Linked DNA regions of Homo sapiens: all the other regions are linked to region 1. A link is a loop called in an ENCODE intact Hi-C map of the cell type or tissue named here. Cell type or tissue: A673. All regions are shown on one strand. Links, peaks and the distances in the headings refer to the core of each region. The heading gives the core; the rest is flanking DNA. Region 1 has its middle 14 kb from the start of PAX9. Region 2 overlaps SLC25A21 (solute carrier family 25 member 21). Region 3 overlaps SLC25A21 (solute carrier family 25 member 21).

Region 1 (8,011 bases), core at 1,170-6,169:
TCTGAAAATTCAGACATAGCTCATATAAGGATTATAACTTCCAGAAAAAGTCTTCCCTACCTCTTCTTTCAATTTTAAAGTAGCTAAAAGTATGAGTTTTCTTTTACAACCAGACTTATCTATAATATTTTGGCTGTGAAACAAAATTACTTAAGACTTTCTGTTTCTCTTACATCAAAGCGTATATATATATACACACACATATACACACACACACAGAAAACAGAGGGTTAACCTGGTAGAGTTGTGTGTAAGTTGAGCCATGGCTTCTGGCCACAACATGCACATGATCTGTGTGTTTCATCATGTAACTGCTAAGGCACATGAGGGTTTTGGGGGATAAAGGTATTAGGTACATAGGAGACATCATTATTTCTATTAGAGCAATTAGTCTCATGGAGAAATATATACCCTTAGGGCAAAATATACATTGAGTTTTGTAAAAGGAATGAATAACATACACTTGGATATCACTACATAAAAGCTGCACTTTTTTTCCTCTATAGGAACATTTTTTGTGTCAATAAAAATGATGAAGGCAAAGCTAGGCAGCCTGGACGTGTCACCAGAACTCAAGGCATAATTTGGGATTTCACAACTCTATCACCCAGCTGTCCAAAAAAAATCCCAAACATATATTTTAAAGCCCTCCTGAAGACATGCTTCTCATTATACAGCTAAGCCTCAATTAACCAGATAACTCAGGAAAGTATTTGAAGGAGGACATGGTGTCTCGTGAACATTTTCTAATGTCTTTGAACAAAACAGAATATAAGAAAAGGAAGTGTGTGCATGATGTACTGTCCCTTATGATTTTTTGACATGAAAAACACTTTAGAAATCAACTCAGGTCATTTCCATGCCTTCCCCAGAATATAGTATAAGAGGGGTAGTTCAGAAAGGTGAATCCAAATGGATGCTTCTTTGATAACCACAACTTTCTGGTAAATATAATACTTAGGTAGAGCAGAATGGGGATCATTATATATTACTGTGACAACAGTGAAAATCAAGATAGAGAGTCTGAATAGCTGGTTCTTGGGTGAAGAACAGTATTTTGAGAAGGAAGATGAAAAGGGGAGAGGGAATTGTTTTTGTCAAAGATTAAAGAGAAGACATTTTTTCTCCCTTACCTTACTCCACTCCCACCACTCCAGGCATCTAGGGAAACCCAAATGAATGCTGGGATTAATAGCAGAGGGATATAAACATTGTAAATTAAATTCACTGCTATTTTTGCTACAACAAATATTGCCAACAAGTTTGCATATATATGTGTGTCACAATACATTTAATCAATTCATTTATAAGAAAAATTTGTCAACTTATCTCTGAAGATAACCCACAGTATGAGATTTTCAGAAACATGTCAAGCTCAAAGGACTGAATTTAGACCCCTTATTTGCTTCTTAAGTCTGCTAAAGATATGTGTTCAGCCTATGGGCTGCATTGTAGGTCCATAGGCCCTTTCTTCCCTGTCCTCCCTGGAAGTCAGTACTGACTTGGGGAAACACAAAGTCTTTATTTTGATGCATATTATCACTTGTGTCTGAGAACCTGGCATTAAGAAACGGTAATGAAAATTACTGCAAACTGTACCAGCCAACTAGAGAAAGTTATGGACACTAGGAGAGTTTGCTTTTTATAGTACTTTATCCAATACTTCTCTCTTCCCTTAGCTTCATCCCTATTCCTTTCTCTGAGATTCTTTCTCTCTTTCTTTTTCTTTCTTTCTTTCTTTTTCTTTCTCTCTTTCTTTTTCTTTCTCTCTCTTTCTTCTCTCTCTCTCACCCCCCTCACACACACACACTCTGCACCCATACACTCCCTAGAAGAAAGCAGCATTTTACATAAGATTTTGGTTTTTAAAATGTTGTTTTCTCATTAAAATTCCATGAAATACTTGAAAGCACACCAGGAAACTAAGCATAACATTACCAAGAAGAGTTCCAGCGAGGTCCTAAAGAGTTAGCTTTCTTCATCTAGATTCCTAAACCCATCATAAATGCATATATGCCTGGATCAATCTTGGAGCTTATATTTTAAACAATCCGTGAAAAAGTATATCCAGACTTTTACATGTTTTGGAGAAATCACCATGCAGCTAACACAAAGTCAACCTTTGCCATCTGTACTTGCTCACAAATCCCCAAAAGCAGGTAGATTGGCCTTAGCTACACAGCATTAAGGAAACACGAGCTTCAGCCAATCCAAAGTGGAGTTTGGAGCGATGAGAAGCCACTCAAAGTTATCAGTGTTCTGTGGCTGTTCTCTGATCCATGGTTTAAGTCCACTCATACAGTTGGACCAGAAATGATGATTTTGACAAACTCCAGTTTATCTCCTGGAGCTTTCTTGGAACATCAGTTTGGGTTATTTTCTGTAGTATAGTTGTACGTGCCAATCTCAGGGCAGCTGCCTTTCTTTAAGCTCATGACTGAGGGTGGCAAGAGGTAGTGATTAGTCATCTAACCTCTCAATAGCTGTAAATACTAATTGAATATTTTGAACAACTCTTCAGGTCACATGACAACATGTGGCCATTTGCTTCTTAGACTTCTATTGCATAGCTCGGGGAGCAAATATTCTTTAATAATTGTTAAATATATCTTACAAATCTTCCAAAGAGGAAAAAGTCTCCATCCAAAATTAAACACAGGTTATGTGCTAAAAATGGGCAGTTGGAACTAAAACATAGCTGTTATTATCTTTTCTACAATAACATTTACACACTATTAACTTTTCTGCAATAACGGAACATTAAAGAATAAAATGTAAATTTTACTGCTTTATTTGCAGGGATGAAGGTCAGAGTGTCAAATTGCAGATTTTGGATCCTCAATAATGGGCCGCTGTATTTAACCTCTTCAACTTCTTTTCTCCACTTATAAGAAGGAACAAAATAAAATGTTTTGTGGAAGTTTATATTGAAATGAGGTCAGGTAAACTAATGACTGCTTGGTATTTTATGACAAGTTTTATAACCTTGGAGTTGCCATAACTTTCAAACGATCATCAATAAAGTTTTATTGCAAAAGGGTCGCCATGTGTCTGAATGCTTTTGCACATAGTAAAGCTATGCTGCCCCATTGTCGTAGCTCACCAGCCCCTTTTCACCCCAGCCATAAAGTCCTCTTCTTTTTTATTGGAGGTTGAAAAGTCCTCGGGTCTGCTCTCCTCCATCAAGTTGGCAATGTGGGAACAACACAGAAATTAAACTACATGATTAAATGATCGTACACAACCAAATCTTCAAGAATATGTAATAAGACTGCTTTTTAATAATTATAAATTTGGATTTTAAATGGGTTCCATTTAATAAAATAAATGACAGTGGGCGGCGGGTGGGAAAGGAGGAAGTCAGATGAGAGTTTCCTCCAGAAACTTGTGTTTGAATGTTAGATAAGACCTATCAGTCTACCCGATATACCCAGAGGGCTGCCATTAAATAATTAGGTGCTTAGGGACCGATAATGGTCTCAAGACAAAACAACGAATTGCTAAAGACTCTTTGAGCTGACCCGAGGATCTTAAAGATTTAAGAGGCCTCGCATTGCGTCCTAACTTGAATTTTCCCACGGAGGGAAGGGTTGGGCTACAGCTCATGCTTGCCCGATTGCTGCCTAACACATTCCCTAAACGCTCCCTAAAGCCAAACCAAGAACTTCAAGTGTCCACTTCACGGCATCAGCTGTCAGGTTCAGGTTCGGGTCCGCCTACTCCTTGTCCACTGCCGAATGCTATGTGGAAATGAAGCCGAGAATAATGTCCTGCGATTTAGATGAAGAGAACAGTAAGAAAGGTAGTATGAAACGAAGCTTCTACTGACGCGCCCTTCAGACAGGTATTCCGCAGGCGAGGGTTGTGACCCAGGGAGAGAGTGCGGGAGTGCTAGCAGAGCGGCGGGAGCGGAAGGAGAGGCTGGACGAAAGTTGGAAAATCATCCCATCTCGGGACTTGAGTGCGAGAGCCCGCCCCGGAGTCGGCAAGTCTCCAGGGTTAGAAGGCCCTAGCTCCAAAGTTTTTTGTCCCGGCTCAGGCAGGTCCCCCACCTCTAACCTTCCCCGATTTGCCTGGTTGCTCTCGGGGAAGGGACTGGTAAATACCGCCCTCTCCCGGATTTCCTGAAACTCTCACCAGCGCGCTGAACCCGCTCCTTCCCACGTTCGGCGCCCCGCACTCTGCGTCTGCGCCCACTGCGCGTCACCTTCCCTCCGGCCGAGACCACTAGAGCCCTAGATCCGGGATCTGCGGAGGGAACAGGACCTGAGCCCCTGCTGGACCCTGCAACTTGGCTGCGGAGAGCGCGCAGCCACAAGCGCCGTTCCTCACTTGAGGGCTTCGCGAGAGCTGGCTCAGCCCCGCGGGTCCCCGCCAGTCCTCGCCAGCCCTCGCCAGCCCCGGTCGGCCCCACGCTAAGTCCGCAGCAGGCGGGAAACCCCGCAGGCCTTCCCGGACTCACGAACTGCCTACTCCCACCCCTAAAGAGCTCAGACCTGAAGGTGCTCTTATGGTGCGTGGCCGCAACCCCGGAGTGGAATGGGTGGGGGGCCTCCATGGCGAAGGAGACGCCGTGGGCGAATCGGCTCCCAGCTCGCCCCTCATGTCCTACAGGTCACTAGCCGAGTCCCTACCCCGGGCGCTCCCATGAGGCACCAAGAGCAGCCACGGCCCAGGGAAGGGCCTGGGTCTTCACTGCTGGAGCGGGCCCCAGTCGAGGGCGCGCAGGTGTCGGGGTCCCCAGCAACCTCCGTATGCGCGGAAAGCCGTAAACGGGGTTCTGAGGCCGGCGCCAGGCACAAGGATCACCCCGCGCCACGGGCCACGGCTCAGAGCGCCCACGAAGCCCGGCTGCCAGGTCCAGGCCGCGGCCGGGCGGGACCCACTCGCTCCCCACGGTGCTGGCGCGGCGGGAGTCGGGCTGGTTAAGGCGGGAGGCCGGCACTGCCACGGGCTGTGGCGCCCCCTCCCGAAGACACCTCGCCGGAAGTGCGGCTCCCGCCTGGCAGGCGCTGAGACTCCTCGGCTGTAGCGCGAAGGCCCCGGTCCGCGCAACTTCCCATAATAACGCCGCGAAATGCCTCCAGAAATGCCTGTGTGGTATGGTGTCTGAGCCAATGGTCGGCATTCGTCTTCCCCAAGTGCGGAAAAGAGGATCCCAGCTCCCCGGGATGAGCTACGTACCCACACACGCACGCCGGCCCCTGTGCCCCCGTCAGGGGAAGCGCAGAAAGGCGGGGACTCCCCGGGACGCAACTGCCTAGTATCACCTACCAAGAGAAGTTACTTTTTTTCCGGGATCACAGAACCCCCCCTTCACGTCCCCAAGTCTCCAGCAAGAAGTGGGAGAGGACGTGTGTGGCTCCCCAGAAGCAGGCTCCAAGTTGTCCCGGGGGCAAGCCCTCTGGAAGGAACCTTGCTCTGCTGACCCAACTTGAGCAGGGCCACCCTGGCTGCGGTCATCTCCACTCCGGCCTCAGGGACGAACCCAGCCGCTCTCTACACCACCACTGGAAAGGGGAGACCCTTTCCTCTTGTATATGCCAAAGAGGTTAGACGTTCTTTTTTCAGAGTAACATTTAAAAAAGAAATTAGATCAGACAGAGGGAACAAAACTTCTCAGAAATATAGAAAGCACAGTTTTCTGAGTTAGGTTTCTGATGGTAATAACAGTCAAGACTGTTGAGGGGAACCTCGTTCAGGAGTTCTTTTCTATGGCTTCATCTTTGACTCAGTTTGAGAACTTGGGCTTCTCTGTCATTGAGCACTGAATAGAAAAATAGCAGAGTGCTAGCTAATTTCTGCCTCTGCACTCCTGTAAGCTGCTATAAGCCCATCTTATTAAGATCAGCTAAGGCTGTGAAGGGAGAATCTCAGTGTGGAACGCAGGAGATGGATCCTCCTGTCCAGTTAGCTCTGCAGAACAACTCTGGGTTTCTTCTTGCTGTAATTATGCAGCCACTTTAATGCTGAACTGAGGAGGCATAGCTGCCCTTTTAAAGCTTTGCCCAAGGAGCCATAAGTACCCATTTTCGTTAGTCTAGAATAGCACGCTCATATATTTAACACATATTTATTGAGAATTTGGTATGTGTCAGGCACTGTGTGAGGTGCTGGGGTACAATGACAAAGGAGAAAGACATGCCCTCACAGACAAGATGAAACATCTGGCTGACAGGATACTCCTCTTAGCTCAGGTTCTCTGTAGGGCTGGCTGTTTCTTGCTGGCAAAGGCAGATTTTCTTTTCCATGCTTGAGGACACGGAAATACAAATCCTCTTTAGAAGTCTAGGAGAAGGAGGCCACAAGGGAAGTGGATTTTCCAGCCGAGCTGAAACCTAGCTTCCAGATTCCTGAACCCAGGTGGCTGAGGACCCTTCTCTTGTTTGGATGTTTCACCTGATGTGGTATGGTCTTCCTTCCTTCTTGTAGCTTCCTTCCTTCCTTGTAGCTTCAGGAGGACAATAGTATCATCAAAAGGCAAAAATACCCAGCCAGAAAAAGAGATGTCCATAAATAGTGGCAGGCAGCTGGTACTTCACAATCATACCCTGTTGTAACACAGCAAACCCTGCACGTGCTGCTACCCAGTCAGTAGGGCAGGGCCACCTGTCTGTCCATCTCTCTGCTTCCTTCTTTCCTAAAGACAATTCCCCATTCACACTGTGTACCCTTTGATGTCCTGCTGAAGATGTTCAACAGGCCCACTCAAACAAGGATTGGCAGGAGACCCTCTCTGGACCCTTCAACACAGAATTTGGAAAACCCCAAAGGCCAGCCAAAAGGAAAGGTCCTGGATAACAGGCATCAACTTTCATATGGGGTGGGGGGCCGGAGGAGAGGAGTGGGAAGTGCGGTAGAGCCTGGGGAGGGGGTTGTGGTGGATTTGGCTCCAGGCTTTATCCCTTTAACCTTTCCCTGTCACTCTTTTCAGAGGGCTTGCTTCCTGCCCTTAAATGAAAGCCACAAATCACAGCTCTTGCCAGGCCAATAAACATAATTTTCTTTTTTGATAAGGCTGCTAGAATGAGGGGATGCTTATATCTTACTTTTGCACATGTTGCAGTTTTGCAAAGCATGTTTACATATATTATTTCATTTATTAATCTTGATAAACTTTCACTGTCTGCATATGGGGAATTGGAGACACAGAGAAATAAAGTGACTTTTATCTAAAGTGGAAGGTAGCAGAGTTGGGAGAGCTACAGACTTGTGTTTCAATAAGGCATTTGATAAACTATTTTATGGTAACCTTGGGACCGATGTGGCCTGGGTGACATAATGGTTGAGTGGCCCATTCATTCATTCTTTGAAATAAACAGCTTTTCTTTTAAGCATAGCCTATGTGTCAGGAACTGAGCTTAATAGTGGAGATACAAAGGTAGATAAGCTATTGTGCTTAACGAGCTCACAGATAAGTGAGAGAAGAGACACGTAAAAATATAATCACAGTAAGGCAATAATATAATGTAATGGAGTTAGATACAAAATGCTATGGAATACAAGAGAGCACCAAAGGGTGGTCTTAGGCTGATGAGAGCTTGTTGGAATGCTCTCATATGTAGAAAACATGACATTAGAAAGGATAAGAAATTTGAAGGCTGGGTATGGTGGCTCACATCTGTAATCCCAGAACTTTGGGAGGCCAAGGCAGGAGGATTACTTGACCCCAGGAGTTTGAGACCAGCCTGGCCAACATAGAGAGACTCTTTCTCTACAGATTTTTTTTTTTTTTTTAATTAGCCAGGCATGATGGTGCATACTTGTGGTCCCAGCTACTCGGAAGGCTGAGGTAGGAGGATTGGGCCCAGGAGGTCGAGGCTGTGGTGAGCCATGATGGTGCCACTGCACTCCAGCCTGGGCAACAGAGTAAGACCGTGTCTCAAAAAAAAAAAAAAAAAAAAAAAAAAAAAGAAAAGAAAAAGAAAAAAGAAATTAGAAAAAGGACGCAATCATACAAAAACAGCTTAATAGGCAGAATAATTGACTATAAATAACACTAATCAATATA
Region 2 (8,011 bases), core at 1,253-6,252, 110 kb before region 1:
TGCCTCAGCCTCCTGAGTCGCTGGGATTACAGGCATGCGCCACCACACCCAGCTAATTTTTGTATTTTTAATAGAGACGGGGTTTCACCATGTTGGCCAGGATGATCTCAATCTCCTGACCTCGTGATCTGGCCTCCCAACATGCTGGGATTACAGGCGTGAGCTATAACTGCTTGAGTCACTATCCACTGGAGATGAGAGCTTTACCGTGTGAGGAGGAAACAGGTGATCCTTTTCTACTGGTATTGACTCAATTATTCTGTGATCCTGGCCTTTCCCCTTTGGGGACTTGGTTTTCTCCTCTGTAAGACATAAATGAGATCATCTCGGCCAAGGAGAGCTCACTTGTAACCAAGGGTTGTCTCAGAACCACAAAACATTTAGAGCTTGTCTGCTGGATAGTTTGTAAAATCAGGAATTTGAAGAAAAGAATAAGCATTTCTATGTCAGCACAACAAAATGTCCCTCATAAGAACGACAAAACGGAGATGATATGTACAGAAAAAAAGGTCTCCTGTTTTTTTCAGAAGGAAACTAGATACACATTTCAAGATTGCTTTTCCTAGATTTAGATGGCAACCTTACTTTCACACAAAAGACGCTGAGAGCAGAAAGGGTGCCCACTCAAATGAGCATATTCAGAAGGAAAAGAAAACATTTCTGAAGGAGATGTGAAGGCAGGCCTGCTGGGGCAGGTTTGCACTCAAAGGGCTCTTTGCAGGGTTTTAAAAAAAAATCCTACAAGAGTTGTGCATTAGGGGCTGGCAGGTCACTGATGAAATGCTGAGCCTGAGTTCTCTCCCAGTGTGGGCAATACCTGGGACTCAGGGTTTCATCTCAGAGCTCAGAATGAACATGAGCTGAATAACGAAAATGCCCATGTGTCTCTGGGTTGTTGCTCAAACCCCTCTGCAGCCTCCTTTGACATGGATAATGCACGTTCCAGAAGCAAAGCTAAATCATCCCTTGCCGAAATGCATCCTTTCTCAATGTAACTCACACTTGATTGTTCTCCTGGACGCCTCTGCTCTGGGCTGCTCTCTTCAGGAGTTTTTGCTTGAAGTTTTATCAGAACCAAAGAATTCGGTTCCCTCAGGATGCATCCAGTTCCCACACAAGAGGCTTTCAGGTCCCTATCAGTCTTTGGGGTATCTAAGATCATTTCTCTTCTCAACTGAAAATGCAAAGGGGAATCATTGCTGCTTCCTCCCATTGGGGTTAACTAAAACCAAGTTGATGAATTTTATGGTACAAACCTAAAACCTCCTTTTTTTTTTTTTTTTTGACCTGGCTGACCCAATATAGAAAAGAAAGCTCATCTTTCTGCTTGAGCAGTTTTGCCTTCAACACAGAATCCTTTCCAGTATCTCCAAACATGCCCGGAGTCCTGACTAATTGGCTGCGTTGTTGGAGACATCTGAATTATAAACATAAGAAACACTACGCCCCTCTCCTGGGTCATGCCCTGGGCCCAGAGGGAGTCTTCTGTGGCCAAACACTCAGGTTCATCTTGACTAGACCTGCCTGCCTGGAAGTGGTTCACACACAAAGCTAACTGCTCCCATAATCAGCCACTTGAAGCCCTAGCAGTAACATGAAAACTCATGCAGGAGATCATGTAGAGCCCCAGTTCACTTCTTCTGGAAAACACTGAAAAAAAGGAATTGGGAACTAAGCTGAGATTAGTCACCAAGGCTGACCTCCCTTCATGCAGGCTCTGTTGGTGAGGTCTGAGCCACCAGGGTAAGAGTTCACCATTGGCTGAGTGGCTGCGGTGTGCTTTCAGCTTTCTGGGGCCCCTGAGCCAGTCTGCATTCATTGCTGCATATTCACTTTTCTGCTACTTAAAGGAAAACGCAAAGGCTCCCCTTGAAGAATTAATCTCCATCCTCTTGCGGTAGGCACCCAGCCCTCACCTCTGGAGGAGGGTGTGCCTTATGCTATGCATGGTGACAAATGCTTGTTCTGGTCATTTTAGCACTGGTGTGACTCAGAGTGCTCAATAAGCTGGTTTGAAGGAGAGGAAACTTTGGGCTGCAAAACATTTTGCTTTTGTTCACAAGGAAGAAATTCTAGCAAGTGCTAGTGGTGACTTTGGCATCAAAAGGTAAACAGAATGAACACCAGTCCATTTCTGGAGGTTATGCCTTTACATTTTCAATATAAGCAGAATGTAGAAACCACCTGCATGTCCATAAGTATTGAGACTAGTTTTAAAAAATTGTAGCACCTTCATACAATGAAATACAAGACAGCTATGAAAAGGAATGAGATAGATCTTTAAGGGCCAGTAAGAAAGATATCAATTAAGTACAAAAGGCAAGTAATGGACTAATCTGTTTAGTATGATTCCTCTTATGTTGATAAATCGATCTATGTGTTCATATATTTGATATATAGATTTTTTTTAATTTCCAGAAGAAAATGAGTGGTCAAAGTGTGGTTCACAATAAGCACAGAAATTGAGAGTGTTTAGAAATGTTAAAGCAATTTGATATTACCATAGCATCCAAGTGTGTGAGCTGTTGAACTTTGTATTGTTTCTAGTGAGTTTGTACTTTATATGTATTTGGGTACTTTTTTGTAATTATTTCAGTAATTATTATTATTTTTATTTGAGACAGGATCTCACTCTGTCACCCAGGCTGGAGAGCAGTGGTGCAATATTGGCTCCCTGCAATCTCTGCCTCCCAGGCTCAAACAATTCTCCCACCTCAGCCTCTGGAGTAACTGGGACTACAGGCACATGCCACCACACCTGGGTCATTTTTTTTTTTTTTTTTTGTAAAGATGGGGTTTTGCCATATTGCCCAGGCTGGTCTTGAACCCTTGGGCTCAAGTGATCTGCCCACCTCAGCCTTCCAAAGTGCCAGGATTACAGGCATGAGCCACCACGCCCAACTCAGTAATTTTAATGTATTTTACAAAAGTATTGGTCTATGAGAATTGGAATCAAGAAAGTATTATTTCTACAGCAGAGAATGTTTGGGAAATAGTGTTCTCAGAATGTGAGCAAAAAGTCCCATTTACACTTTTATTTCACACTTTCCATCCTTATGTATTGTTTGAATATTTATCTTGAATATGTATTGCTTTTATGATGAAACATTTGGAAATGTTTAAATTTGGTTCTAAGGAACTGTACCAGGTTAATGGTTTTATTTGACTCATTTGTCCTAACACCTCAATCATAGCATCTCTTGAGCCTTCCTCATGCTCAGAAATTGCCCAAGCTTCAAAAAGAAGCATTTCTTTGGGAGGAAGGCCCAAGGGTGCCAAGGGAAATGGGTAGGCAGTGACCAATCAAGAAAGACCGCCCGAATTTTTCAAAAAAGTGTTTTCCGCATCCTTGAGCACAGCTGGAGTGAGACCCTCTCCCACAGATGAGAACACTTGACTCAAATCTCATTAAAATCTCCTCACTGGATTACAGATCCAAAACCTCTGGGGAGCCTCGTGAACCACGTCATGCTTCTCGCTTTGCATCTTCAATTATGCATCTTTGATTTAGCTGACAGATGTGAAGCCGCGTACATAGCCAGGCAATCCCCTGGTGGCCACACATGTGCAGAAGGAGGCGGCCGAACATCGTCTTCCAGCTCCAACTGGCACCAGCTTCCAATCGCTCAGAACTTTTCTTCTTCATCCACCTTCCCTCAGCTGCCCCCGCTTCCCTTCTCCACCCAGGCCCTGGCAGGGATCACATGGACACACCCACTTTTACTTAAGCCCCCTTTCCTTTTGGAGGGACTCCCAAGGCAAATGAGAATGGTGTGCCAGTCTGAGGGAACCACCTCTTTTATTATGGGATGGCACCACCCCAGCATTCTATCAAGCTTTTCAGTGTAGAAATCAAGCCAAATTCTGGCTCTATCCTAAGCCATAGCTGCCAGGACCATATAGAGAAACATGTGGCTGGATGGTTGGAAGCACTTGGCTCAGCCATGCAGAAAATCCACTTTATGTGCTGAGTCCCAGCCTCTCATTTGCCATCCTGGTACAGATGCCAGGCCTGTTACATGGACCCACTTGGCCTCCAGAGGGAGGGGTGGAGCTCTGAGGCCTTCACCAGGAACATGCTGTGGAGCTGGTGGCCAGTAAGAAAGATATCAATTAAGTACAAAAGGCAAGTAATGGACTAATCTGTTTTTGATTCCTCTTATGTTGATAAAAACGATCTATGTGTTCATATATTTGATATATATAGATTTTTTTTAATTTCCAGAAGAAAATGAGTGGTCAAAGTGTGGTTCACAATAAGCACAGAAATTGAGAGTGTTTAGAAATGTTAAAGCAATTTGATATTACCATAGCATCCAAGTGTGTGAGCTGTTGAACTTTGTCGCCATAGCACAGATGCATTGCCATGCCCCATGGGAGTTTGGGTCACATAGAGATCAATGACCGCCACCACAGGGCACTGACAGGGATGAAGGAAAAAAATCACCTTGCCTGTGAGTGTGTATATGTGTGTGCACACATGAGTGCTTGTGTGCATACATGTATGGTTCATGGAAATGTTATATGTGCAAAATGCCCACTTTCTGAATACAGTGGTGGTTTTACATGGTGAGTGATAACTGAATTCTTCCCTGATATCACACTGTTGCTTCTTCAGTGAATAGGGAACCTCCATCCCTATAGCTGGATAAAAACTGGAGTCAGACTTTTCTAAAATGTTGTTGGATACCAGATTTGTCCTCATTCATTATTATTTAATATAAATGGGAGTGTGGTTTTAGACTATGGTTTTTCAAGGGTCCAAACTAAGTGGAATTCTTTGTTTCATTTTCTTTTCCTCTTTATTTTAGAATTGTAGATTGTTTGTGTGATTTTAATTTTAAATTTTTATTTTCCTCTACTATTTTCTGAGCATTTACAGTTTTCATCATAATTCAGACTTTAAAGATGATTATTAACTGTGTATTGAGTTTTCTAAATTCAATTTTTCTCATCCCTTAGCTCTCCTGAAAACAATTATTCTTCCTTTGCCACCGATTTTGCTACTGGCAGTGAAAATGCATTACTATGAAAATTACTGAATTCTGTAGGAAGACAAAGTACAAGTAGATAAATTAATAACATATTTCCTATTAAATTTAACTTTTCCTTGTATTATACTTTTATCTCTTTTTTTTTCTCTTTTGGGCACTGTCTTTTGTATGTTCGTGCCATCAATTTATATCATTCTGGAAATTCTTTCAAGTGCCCACAGTGTGTATGCTGTGTGATATGGCACAGGGGACAGACCACAGGCTTCAGGATCAGAGAGATCTGGGCTTCCGTCCCATATCAATTACTTCTTAACTATGTAGATAAGCTACTTAGGTTCCAAGAATCTTTGTTTCCACATCTGTAAATAAAGATGAAATCAAATTGTGTGTTAAGCAACTCTCATCGAATCTTATTTCCCTTCCCTTTTCCCCTTTAATGTACTTGGAAGATATTTATCCTCACCCACCCACCTTATTTTTTCTATCATATATAGCCTTAAGGAAGTAGAAGAGTGGTAGGTTTGCAGTCTGAAGGCTATAAGCTGCTATAGAACTAGAAGAACTGATATCCCAGTTTAAAGGCTGAGCTCAGGCTGGAGAAGTTTCTCTTTCTCCAGGAAAGGTCAGCCTTTTGTTCTACTCAGGCCTTCAACTGATTGGATGAGACCCACCCACATTATGAAGGGCTATCTGCTTTATTCCATCTCCTGACTTAAATGTTACTCTCACCCAAAAACATCCTCACAGAAACACTCAGAATAACGTTTGACCAAATATCTGGGCACCCTGTAGCCTAGTCAAGTTGATACATAAAATTAGCCTGGTGAATAGAATCAGGTAAAAGTTTCCAAAAAATGGATCTGGGATCAAAGCAGGATCACTTTGATCTCTCTTTGATCTGCTCGCTTTTTCTCTCTCTTTCTCTCTCTCTCTCTCTCTCTCTCTCTCTCTCTCTCTCTCTGTCCCCAGTGAGAGAGCCATCTCAAGATTGTATGGAAACCCTGAATGTTCTGAGATCCTGCCATCTAGAGGTGCCTCATCAGAAGCCAGGTAACAACTTGGTGGATACACTATAGAGAGAAATCAAGCTTCAGAGGAGAGGACTAAAGAGCTGTGACGGGCCCTTTCTAGTTCAGAAGTGCTATGGTTCTGAAATTCTATAAATATTGGCTTTGCTTCTGGTGGATTTTGTCAAATGATTTAGTTTTAAATCATCAATGTCTTTACAGTATGCAACTACTAAGCATTAACTTCCCTTTAGGGAGAGGAATGAATCTAGAGAACATGAAATATTTTTTCAATTAAATTTTAGAACATCCCAAGAAACTGCCTTTGAAATCATGGCTTCTCTATGCCCTTTACATGAAAAGGAAAGCTAAAGCTTATAAAGTGATGGCTGAGATTCTTAAGATGTAGTGATATGTTCCCCAAACTCTCCATTTTTAAATTTTCTCTCTCCTTTTGATAGATTATACCTCTTCTAAACACAAGGCTTCCTAGCTCAGCCAGTATCTTCTCAGTGGGTCCTTTCCTGGAAACCTAATTGGAATTAGTAGCTTCCTTCCATTCCGAGAGCAACCAGTTACTCTCCTGTTTTATTGTTTTTATATCTTTTCACTTTCTGTTATTTTTTATTATGTCATAATACACATAACATAAAATTTGCCATTTTAGCTATTTTAAGTATACACTTCAGTGGCATTCAATAATTCACACTGTTGTGCAACCATCACCGTCATTCACCTCCAGAACTTTTCATCTTCCCAAACTGAAACTCTGAACCCATTAAACCTCTCTCCCCTGGCCACTGGCAACCACCATTCTACTTTCTGTCTCAGTGAGTTTGACTATTCTAGGTACCTCATAGAAATGGCATCATACATTTATTAGTTCGTTCTCACATTGCTAAAGACATACCCAAGACTGGGTTATATATTGACTTATAGTCAGTATGTCTGGGAGGCCTCAGGAAACTTACAATCGTGGTAGAAAGGGAAGCAAACACGTCCTTCTTCACATGGTGGCAGGAAGGAGAAGTGCAAGCAAAGGCGGGGAAAGCCCCTTATAAAACCATCAGATCTCTTGAGAACTCCCTCACTATCACAAGAACAGCATGAGGGTAACTGCTCCCATGATTCAGTTACTTCCCACCAGGCCCCTCCCACAACATGTGGGGATTATGGGAGCTACAATTCAAGATGAGATTTGGGTGGGGACACAGCCAAACCATGTCAATACAGTACTTGTCTTTTTGTGTCTGGCTTATTCCATGTAGCATGGTGTACTCATGTTATAGCATGTGTCAGAACCTCTTTTAAGGCTGTATAATATCCCCATTGTTTATATATGCCACATTTTCTTTATTCAGACATCAATGGATATTTGGGTTGTTTTCACCTTTTGGCTATTGTGAATAATGCTGTTATGAGCATGGGTGTACAAATATTTGTTCAAGTCTCTGCTTTCACTTCTTGTGGGTATATACCCAGAAGTAGAATTGCTGGATCATATGGTAAATCTATGTTTGATTTCTTGAAGATCCTCCACGCTGTTTTCCATGGCAGCTGCACCACTTTACATTCCCAAAAGCAATGCGTAAGGGTTCCAATTTCTTCACATCTTTTCCAACACTTGTTATTTTCTAGGATTTCTTTATTTTTGTTTTGTAATAACTGTCCTAATAGTGGTAAAATGGCATCTCATTGTGGTTTTGATTTGCATTTCCCTCATGATGAGCAATGTTGACCTGGCATTATTTCATTCATGTGTTTTCTGCCTGTTCTTCGCCTGGCTCCCCAGCAGGACGTAGACTCTTTGTACATGAGAAGTGTGTCTGACTTGTTCACTGCTCTATCCCTAGCCCAGAGATGCATGCCTGGCACATATCAGATACTCAATTATTTGTCAGATGAATGCATGAATGAATTTACTGGAGAGAAAAATTCACATTCCAAATATAGACTCCAAATCTTTAGGTGCTCAATTATTTGCCTGAGGCAGTAAGTAAAGATCACCTT
Region 3 (8,011 bases), core at 1,146-6,145, 500 kb before region 1:
TTTTTTTATGTTTCCTGTGTCTTTATGTTTATATCTGCACATCTGGTGTAACAATCACGTCTTCCTATTTTTGAACTTACTTTTGTAGGAGAGGACTTCTTCCAGAAGACCTAGCTTTAGTGTTTGTTAGGTAGGGCACTTTGGCTTTTAATTCTGAGGGCATGCAGCAGTGTAGTCTTTGTATGATTTCTTTGGCTCTAAACAGGATTAGTGATATCTGTGTGGGTTGGGGTGCAATTATTAGTGGAGTCTGTGGTGATGTTCTGCTTGGGGACTAAGATGCCAGGTGGGCCAGTTTCCAGGCACCAGTGATGACAGTGGTGGGTTGAGTATCCCTATCTTTGTGCCCCAGGGTGACGTATGCTGCCACCTGTACTTGTGGTTACTAGAGGTCTGATTTTTGGGCCTCTAGGTGGCTTGCTCAGATGTTGATAATGGCAGCAGTAAACTGGGTCATAGAGTGTGTTTTCAATCACCTGGCAGCCAGTATAGCATGGATGATGGCAGAAGCTGTAGTGGGATGATTCTCTGGGTCCTGAGTGGTGTGTGTTCATGTTGACAGTAGATGTGATGTGCTGGGTGGGGAAGTCTCCAGTCCTGCAGGTGGGGCTTGCAGATAGGTCAGCTGAGGAGATAGCAGTCGAGACCCTGGGCTATGTGCTCTGTTAAGGTGGGAGAAGTGAAGGAGCGAAGCTAGGCTCGTGGGGCTTGTGGTGAGAGCAGGCACCAGCTGTGGTGGCCAGGATGATCCTTAGGCCTCAGGCTAAGTGCTTGTGTTAGAGACAGTAGCAGCCATGCTGAGGCCCCACCACTGGAGAGGGAGCTGCTGTCTTTGTGGCAACAGCCTGGGCCAGTGGGTAGGGAATGCACGTTTCTTTCTAGCCCCAGTCCTGGGGGTTCACCCCCTACCCTGGCAGTGGTAGCTGATGCTTAGCTTGTTCCCCCACCCCAGCTGTAGGAGCACCCACCCAACTCGCAACCAAGTCCCACCAGCAACTCATTCTGCTCACTTACATGCCAGTCTCTGTCCTGACAGCACCCGCTTCCTGGCACTGGCTGCTGCAGCTCATGTCTTGCTTGCTTCTTATCCCTGGCTGTGGGAATGCTCCCATCTTACTCCTCATTCCAGCAGTGATAACTTGAGCTTTTGTAATGTCTCAGTCTTGGTGCTGCTGGCCTGAAGGACAGTGTGCAGTTTATGAGAGGCTAGCTTTGAAAATGGCACCTTCCTGTAGCTTCTTAGGTCTTATAAATGGTGTGGGAGCTCCCTCCCTGGAGCAGCCCTGTCCCTTCGTCTCCCATCAACTTCCTGTGTTAGTTTCAGGGCTTGGGATGGTCAAGGGGCTCTCCTGTGGCTAGGATTGCATGATCTGATGGTGGGGATGTGGGCTGCTGGAAGTCTGTCACTCACCCTTTCCTCATGTTAGGAAGTCACTCCCAGCTCTTAGCCAGTCCTGACCAGGGATGCTGCCTCTTTTCCTCCTTCCCCACTTTTGGTGTTTCCTGTCTCTTCTGTGTTGAGCATCAGCATTCTGTCTTGGATAACGTATTTGAAGTGTGACTGTCTATATACTATTCCAGTTCTTCTAAGTAGAGCCAGAAAATCCTACTCAACCATCTTGAACCTTTCTCCCCTATTTGATTAGTCTTCTATTGTCTCCACTTTCCCTTTCCTCAAAAATTGATATTCTACATGTTTGTAAGTTTTTTGCTTTACACAGTCTTTTAAAAATTTATTTTAAATTCATTTTATTTAGTTTTTTTCTTCTTGTGTTTTACACATTCTAACTCCCCAAACAAACCCATCCACTCTTTGGCTTCAGTGTTGTCTGTTTGCAGGTGACTTCCAGAACTGTGTTTCTGACTTCTCTGCGCTCTGCAGGCTCACATTTTTAAGGTATATAGCAGAAATAAAATGAAATTAACTGGGCATGGTGGCAGGCGCCTGTAGTCCCAGCTAGTCAGGAGGCTGAAGCAGGAGAATTGCTTGAACCCGGAGCAGAGGTTGCAGTGAGCTGAGATTGTGCCACTGCACTTCAGTCTGGGTGAGAGAGCGAGACTCTGTCAAAAAAAAAAAAAAATTGAAATAAAATGAAATTGAGAGTCAGTGGACGCTAATGGTTTTCAAAGATGTTTCAGAGATATATTTTGAAACTAATATCAGACCTTCAAACAAATTATCATTTTCTCATTTCTATTTTGAGTTCAGTCTTTTCATTCATTCTTTTTGTCATCTTTAGAAGTCACAATGAACTTCCTGGGATATTTGTTTGGGTTGGGTAGATCCTTCCTAACTATCATAGTCAATAAGTATGATAAGATTTTAAAAAGTAAGATAAATCTTATCTTTTGAGTGCTAACATTTACTGAATGCTTACTATGTGCAAAGCATCTTACTTTGCTTAAATAATCTCTATTATTATTATTATTTTTGAGATGGGGTTTCTCTCTGTCGCCCACACTGGAGTGCAGTGAAGTGACCTCGGCTCACTGCAAACCCCTTCTCCTGGGTTCAAGCGTCTCTCTTGCCTCAGCCTCCAAAGTAGCTGGGATTACAGGCACATGCCACCCTGCCCAGCTAATATTTGTATTTTTAGTAGAGACAGGGTTTCACTATGTTGGCCAGGCTCGTCTTGAACTCCTGACCTCAAGTGATCTGCCCGCCTTGGCCTCCCAAAGTGCTGGATTCCAGGCATGAGCCAATTTGTAATTTCTTGAAGATGAGGAAAGTGAAGCTCAGAGAAATTAAATATCTTGTTCAAGGCTGATGACAGACACAGACTCAAACTCTGCTCTTTGCTTTCAAAGCTTGAGCTCTCATCCATTACTCCACCCTGCCTCTTAGTGTGCAGAATGAGAAATCAGGTAAGCAGCCCCTTCAAGTATTGCCCCCATAAGTCTTCTTTTTCTCTCTGGTTATGTTAAATACCACAGCTTTTTCTTGAACTTGAGTGTTAATGAACAAACAGGGTCTGCCCTTGTACAAAAGTCCATTTCTTGTTTTTGCAGATTTTTAAATGCCAGCCATAGCTTAAGTATGAAATTCTCCATATTAACCAGCAGTGCCTCTGTTGGCATTAATGCGGCATCTTTTTTTCTGCCAGATGCTACAGGCAATTGGTCAGGAAGTGGGCCAAGCCTCCACCCTCACGTATTGTTAACTGAATTCGCACACAACTAATAAGATACTGGTGTGACTCAGTAGAGTGAGAGCAACCCAAGAGTGGACAGGAGGGGCCTGTCTGAAAAAGGAGGGAATCTTAAGTCGCATGTAATTTAATGTCTGTAAAAACTAGAATAGACTACTGTAGGGAGAACGTATAGCCTCCTCTTTGGAGAAAGAAGAATGAAATTCAATAGAACTCGATAGAATTGGATGACACCTAAAATAGAATCATGGCCCAAAGTAATTTTGCAGAATGAAGAGAAAGAGAGAGAGAGAGAGAGAACCTACCAATGTGCTAATATTTCTTGAAAAGTTACCAATATTTATCGACCATCAAGTATGCCAAATCAGAATAATACAATTGTGAAAAACATTAGTTTTTGTTCTGATTGCTTGAGGCTTCTATTGCTGTTATTATCACTATCATTTTGGGGCATGATTGTAGAGGCAGGTTAAAGCACTTTGGAGTAAATTGCAAGATCCTCTCCAGAGATCTGAGAATGAGCAGCATTATTTTGGAGCGTCCGCCTAGGACAGCACATTTGATTGGCTAGTTTATCACAGTGGACATTTATATCTGAAACTAAGATTACTATTCTGTACTTGTGCAGACCTATAGATGGCGCTGTCTTCCTATAATTTTGGTGATTTGCTTTTTATTTTCTTTTTAAAAGGAAAAGCTTTCTGCAGATATAGTTAGATCTAGAAGTGTGTTAACTTCTGATTACATTCCACTATTGCAAAGCATCTTTGCCTTGCATAGATCATAGAGAATTCTACACTTGAAAAATACAGACTGTACTTTGGGAATTAATTTTTCTTTTAATTGTGATTCATACCTGTGTATGTATGGAAAAATGGGTTTATGTATATGAGTAAGAAAGAGGGATGGAAGAAACTGTTTTTATTTGTATAATATTTATTTTCTTTATGTTGGTTCTTGCCGTAAAATTTGAATTAGAGTCCTGGATAAAATAGAAATCATTGATAAGCTTAGGATAAATGTCATAATTTCTTGTAGATCTTAGAGATTACCTGAAACTCCTAGATTCCATAATTTTGTTTTTCAAAGTTATTAGGGCTAGGGTATGTATTATAGTCATAATAAATTATAAACATCTCTAAACAGGAGCTACAGTGCCAAACACGTAGGTTTTATTTATGTATCTGGGACTCAAATGCCATTTCTTGTTTTAATTCAGTGGCCTTTAACATAAGAAATTGGGTATATGTATGAATAATAATTTTTCTTGAATGTAAGTTCTAAACAGGATTTTTTTCCTTCAACCCTACTCCTTCTGTAAGGAAAAAGTTTTAAGTATGATACATATTATGTTGTGGATTTGGTTTATGAATGGGAAATGCCAGAAGTGCTTGCTTCTGTAATCAAACTTTAACCACAAGATGGCAGTATAACTTTCCCATGTCTTTAAAAAATTTTTAAATAATTACTAAATTAAATTATTTTTTCTCTCTTAATGAGAAATGTATACAGCTAAGGGATTTCAAGATAGTTCTAAGGAGGATGAATATTGAAGGTACTGTACTAAATATAAGAAATATTAAAGACTATTTAGTGATTATTTATTTATTTTTTGAGTCTTGCTCTGTGAGTCAGCCTGAGTCTGTGCCCAGGCTGGAGTTCAGTAGTGCTGTCTCAGCTCACTGCAACCTCTGCCTCCCGGTTTAAGCGATTCTGCTGCCTCAGCTTCCTGAGTAGCTGGGACTACAGGCGCCCACCACCATGCCCAGCTAATTTTTGTATTTTTAGTAGAGATGGGGTTTCAGCTTCCCAAAGTGCTGGGATTGCAGGTGTGAGCCACCGTGGCCGGCCCTAGCGGATTTTTTTTTTGATGGAGCAGTTTTTAGTTGCCCTAAGAAAACATTTAATTTATATTCTGTAAAGTTGAAATAGGAATATGATATGAAAATGGTAAGCAACTTTGTTTTACAGAGCAATATAGTTTCATTAGGTTTGCCTCATAAAGCATCAAGAAAGTGACAGTAGATTTTCTGTTTCTTTCATGTGTTCATGGACATCTGCATTGGTGTATACCTTGTATTTTGAGCTCATAGCTGGAGATTAGAAGTTCAACAAGAAGCAAGGAAGGGAAGAAAAAGAGAAAAGTAGAGGCACTGGCATCTAAGTTAAAAAAAAACAGTGGTGATAATGATGTCTATGTGATTCTTGTTGGCTTCATATCTTCCATAGTCAAAAAATGGATCATCTAGGCAGGCACAGATAGCTCACGCCTGTAATTCCAGCATTTAGGGAGGCCAAAGTGGGGAGAATTGCTTGAGCCCTGGAGGTTGAGGCTATTGTGAGCCATCATTTGTTCATTCAATTTGGATATTTAAATAGCCGTCATCCAGCATTATATATACTGATAATGTTTTCATTGGTATGCTTACATAATATGTAGTATTCCATTTCACTCTGCAAAGAGGCTTTTCACAAGCATCTATTTTACTTTTCCTTGATTTTTTGTTATTAGTTTAAAAGAGTGCATTGGATCTATTTCTTGTTTTTTAAGTCTTATGAAGAGTGAGCCCCTCTAAGGAAGAGACCAAGTCATGTTTATTTTGTATCTCCAGGCCTACCACAGTGCTTTGAATATAGTAGCTGCTCAATAAATGTATATTTATTCAATGCATTTGCCACAAAGCAATTCAATTTCATTGAGACCTGTTTTGCTTATATATCCCCATGTAACCATATAGAAATATGGCAGAAGTAAAGAAAATACCTTCTGATTTAGACGTCAAATACTTTGACCTCTTTCATAGCATCTTATTTTACTGATGGTGGAGGGAATGTTTCTTGTAGGAATCATAGTTTCTCAGAGCAACAATGAAGACAAAACATCTGTGTTTTGACCTATGGTGTATCTAAATGAAGATGATCTCATGCTAAATAGTATGATTTGCTTTCTATAATAGAAATCTGACATACAATCAATATAAAATATACAATGTGTAGCTACACACAAAAATATTTTTTACCTTATAAACTCAAGGACATCTTTTACTTTGCATTATTTATATAAGTTAGAAATATATGACAGTATATATAAAATCACATTTGCGGGCAAGTTGAATGAAAAAAGACTCACAGTTACCATATGTAGGAAAAACATATAAGCAAAATACATAAGGAAAATAAGGGCTGGGGGTGGTGGCTCATGCCTGTAATCCCAGCACTTTGGGAGGCCCAGGTAGACCGATCACTTGAGGTCAGGAGTTCGAGACCAGCCTGACCAACATGGAGAAACCCCGTCTCTACTAAAAATACAAAAATCAGCCAGGTGTGGTGGTGAGTGCCTGCAATCCCTGCTACTCGGGAGGCTGAGGCAGGAGAATTGTACCCGGGAGGCGGAGGTTGCAGTGAACTGAGATCACATCACTGCACTCCAGCCTGGGCTACAGAGTTGAGACTCTGTCTCAAAAAAAAAAAAAAGAAAAGAAAAAAAAGAAAAAGGAAATATAGTTACCATGTGTGAGAAAAAGTGTGGTCTCATGTAATGCCCTAAACATATATGTCATGTTTCAAAAATCTGTAGTTTTAGGTGAGTTTGAGGTCAGAATGCATTTCCCCCTAGAACAATGTTATGCAATTCATGGGCAAGCCACAAAAATTTTCTTCCTTTTTTTTAAAAAAAAAAAAAAACCTGAAATAAGTGTGAAATACCAGTAATGGCAGCTCTAAGCCCTAGGGCATTTAGGATTCCTAAGCCCAAATATAGGGTCCTCTGTCCTTCTGAGGCTAGCTTCCCTGGAGGTTTTAAGAGCTCTAACTGGTGGAGAATGGGATAGAGATACTCAGATGTGGAGATAGTGTGGTGGCTTCTCGTTGACAATGAGATAGGAAGGTGCCAGCAGCCAAGAAGGAAAGGGTGACAGACAAGACCAGGAGGGCCATTTGAATAGGGCCTCATATTTCACAGAGGGCTTTATAAATTTGAATTTTTGACATTTCTTTCAAATATGGGCAGATATAAAGTCATTGCCTTTGTCATTGCAATTGTGTCTGTTAAAAGAATTACTATGTGAAATGTAAGTCCTTAAAGTAAATTTTAATAACGCTGTTAACTGGCATTTCTTTATTTTTTATAATAGTATTTTGAGAGTTCCCAATTAGTAGAAGAGTCTTGGGTCTCTTTCAACTTCCAAGAGGCCCTAGTCCTAAGAGACAAGGGTGAAGGAGTTCTAGAGGGTCTCACTCCAGTGGTTCCTAGTACGTCCTTGTGCAATGAATAAATGGATGGTTGGTGAACAGTCCGACAGCAGAGAAGAACCAAAGGGCAAGTGCAAACCAGAGTTGGGAATTAGGAGGCATTAAGGTTGGAGAAAATGGGAGCTGTAGTGATCATTAGTATGTACAAGTTGTTAGCAAATTAACTATTTCTAGATTGGAAAATACCTGCATTTTTTATGTTTTGTGCGGCGTATATGAATCTATGTATTCTTACATTTGAATAAACATGAGACATGTCACACTTTTCATATATATTTTATCAGCATTGCATAGCTGAGAAAATAGCTACATATTAAATTAAAATAAAATACCCTAGTTTTTAAATTTTATTGATCTGTAAGTAACATTGACATGTTTAGTTAAATGTAAGAATGAATGCATAATACTAATTGTTGAATAAATGATGTAAAATAATGACATCATTTATTATATATTAAAACATGCTCTTCTTATCTTTATCAGTAGACTATTAGCTTCATGAAGGTAAAACTCTTGGTCTGGGCTGAGTGTGGTGGCTCAGGCCTGTAATCCCAGCACTTTGGGAGGCCAAGTCAGGCGGATCTCTTGAGGTCAGGAGTTAGAGACCAGGC

Evidence for each region. Peaks named below come from ENCODE experiments on the same cell type or tissue, not always from the same donor. Only the 100,000 strongest peaks of a DNase experiment are listed, where the experiment ranks them.
Region 2: a loop joins it to region 1, with 2.8 times the contacts of the local background. A loop is called at or near these places in 8 of 110 quality-filtered maps.
Region 3: it touches region 1 in a loop (6-fold over the local background); 35 of 110 quality-filtered maps call a loop at or near these places.

The regions. Positions count from the first base shown.
Region 1 is chr14:36,644,226-36,652,236 of GRCh38, reverse strand. No RefSeq gene overlaps it. Among named protein-coding and RNA genes, the nearest start is that of PAX9, 14 kb to the left of the region's middle. RefSeq lists an enhancer at 4,056-4,885. In A673, for the core only: CTCF peaks have their summits at 4,147 (motif pointing left) and 4,997 (motif pointing left); DNase peaks (open chromatin) are centred at 4,116 and 4,986; H3K4me3 peaks cover 1,867 bases; H3K27ac peaks cover 1,482 bases.
Region 2 is chr14:36,751,864-36,759,874 of GRCh38, reverse strand. The region is part of intron 3 of SLC25A21 (solute carrier family 25 member 21); the gene reads left to right. Among named protein-coding and RNA genes, the nearest start is that of PAX9, 94 kb to the right of the region's middle. In A673, for the core only: CTCF peaks have their summits at 3,523 and 4,029 (motif pointing right); DNase peaks (open chromatin) are centred at 3,454 and 3,954; H3K27ac peaks cover 1,432 bases.
Region 3 is chr14:37,146,457-37,154,467 of GRCh38, reverse strand. The region is part of intron 1 of SLC25A21 (solute carrier family 25 member 21); the gene reads left to right. Among named protein-coding and RNA genes, the nearest start is that of SLC25A21-AS1, 22 kb to the left of the region's middle. In A673, for the core only: CTCF peaks have their summits at 3,784 (motif pointing right) and 4,552 (motif pointing right); DNase peaks (open chromatin) are centred at 3,787 and 4,567.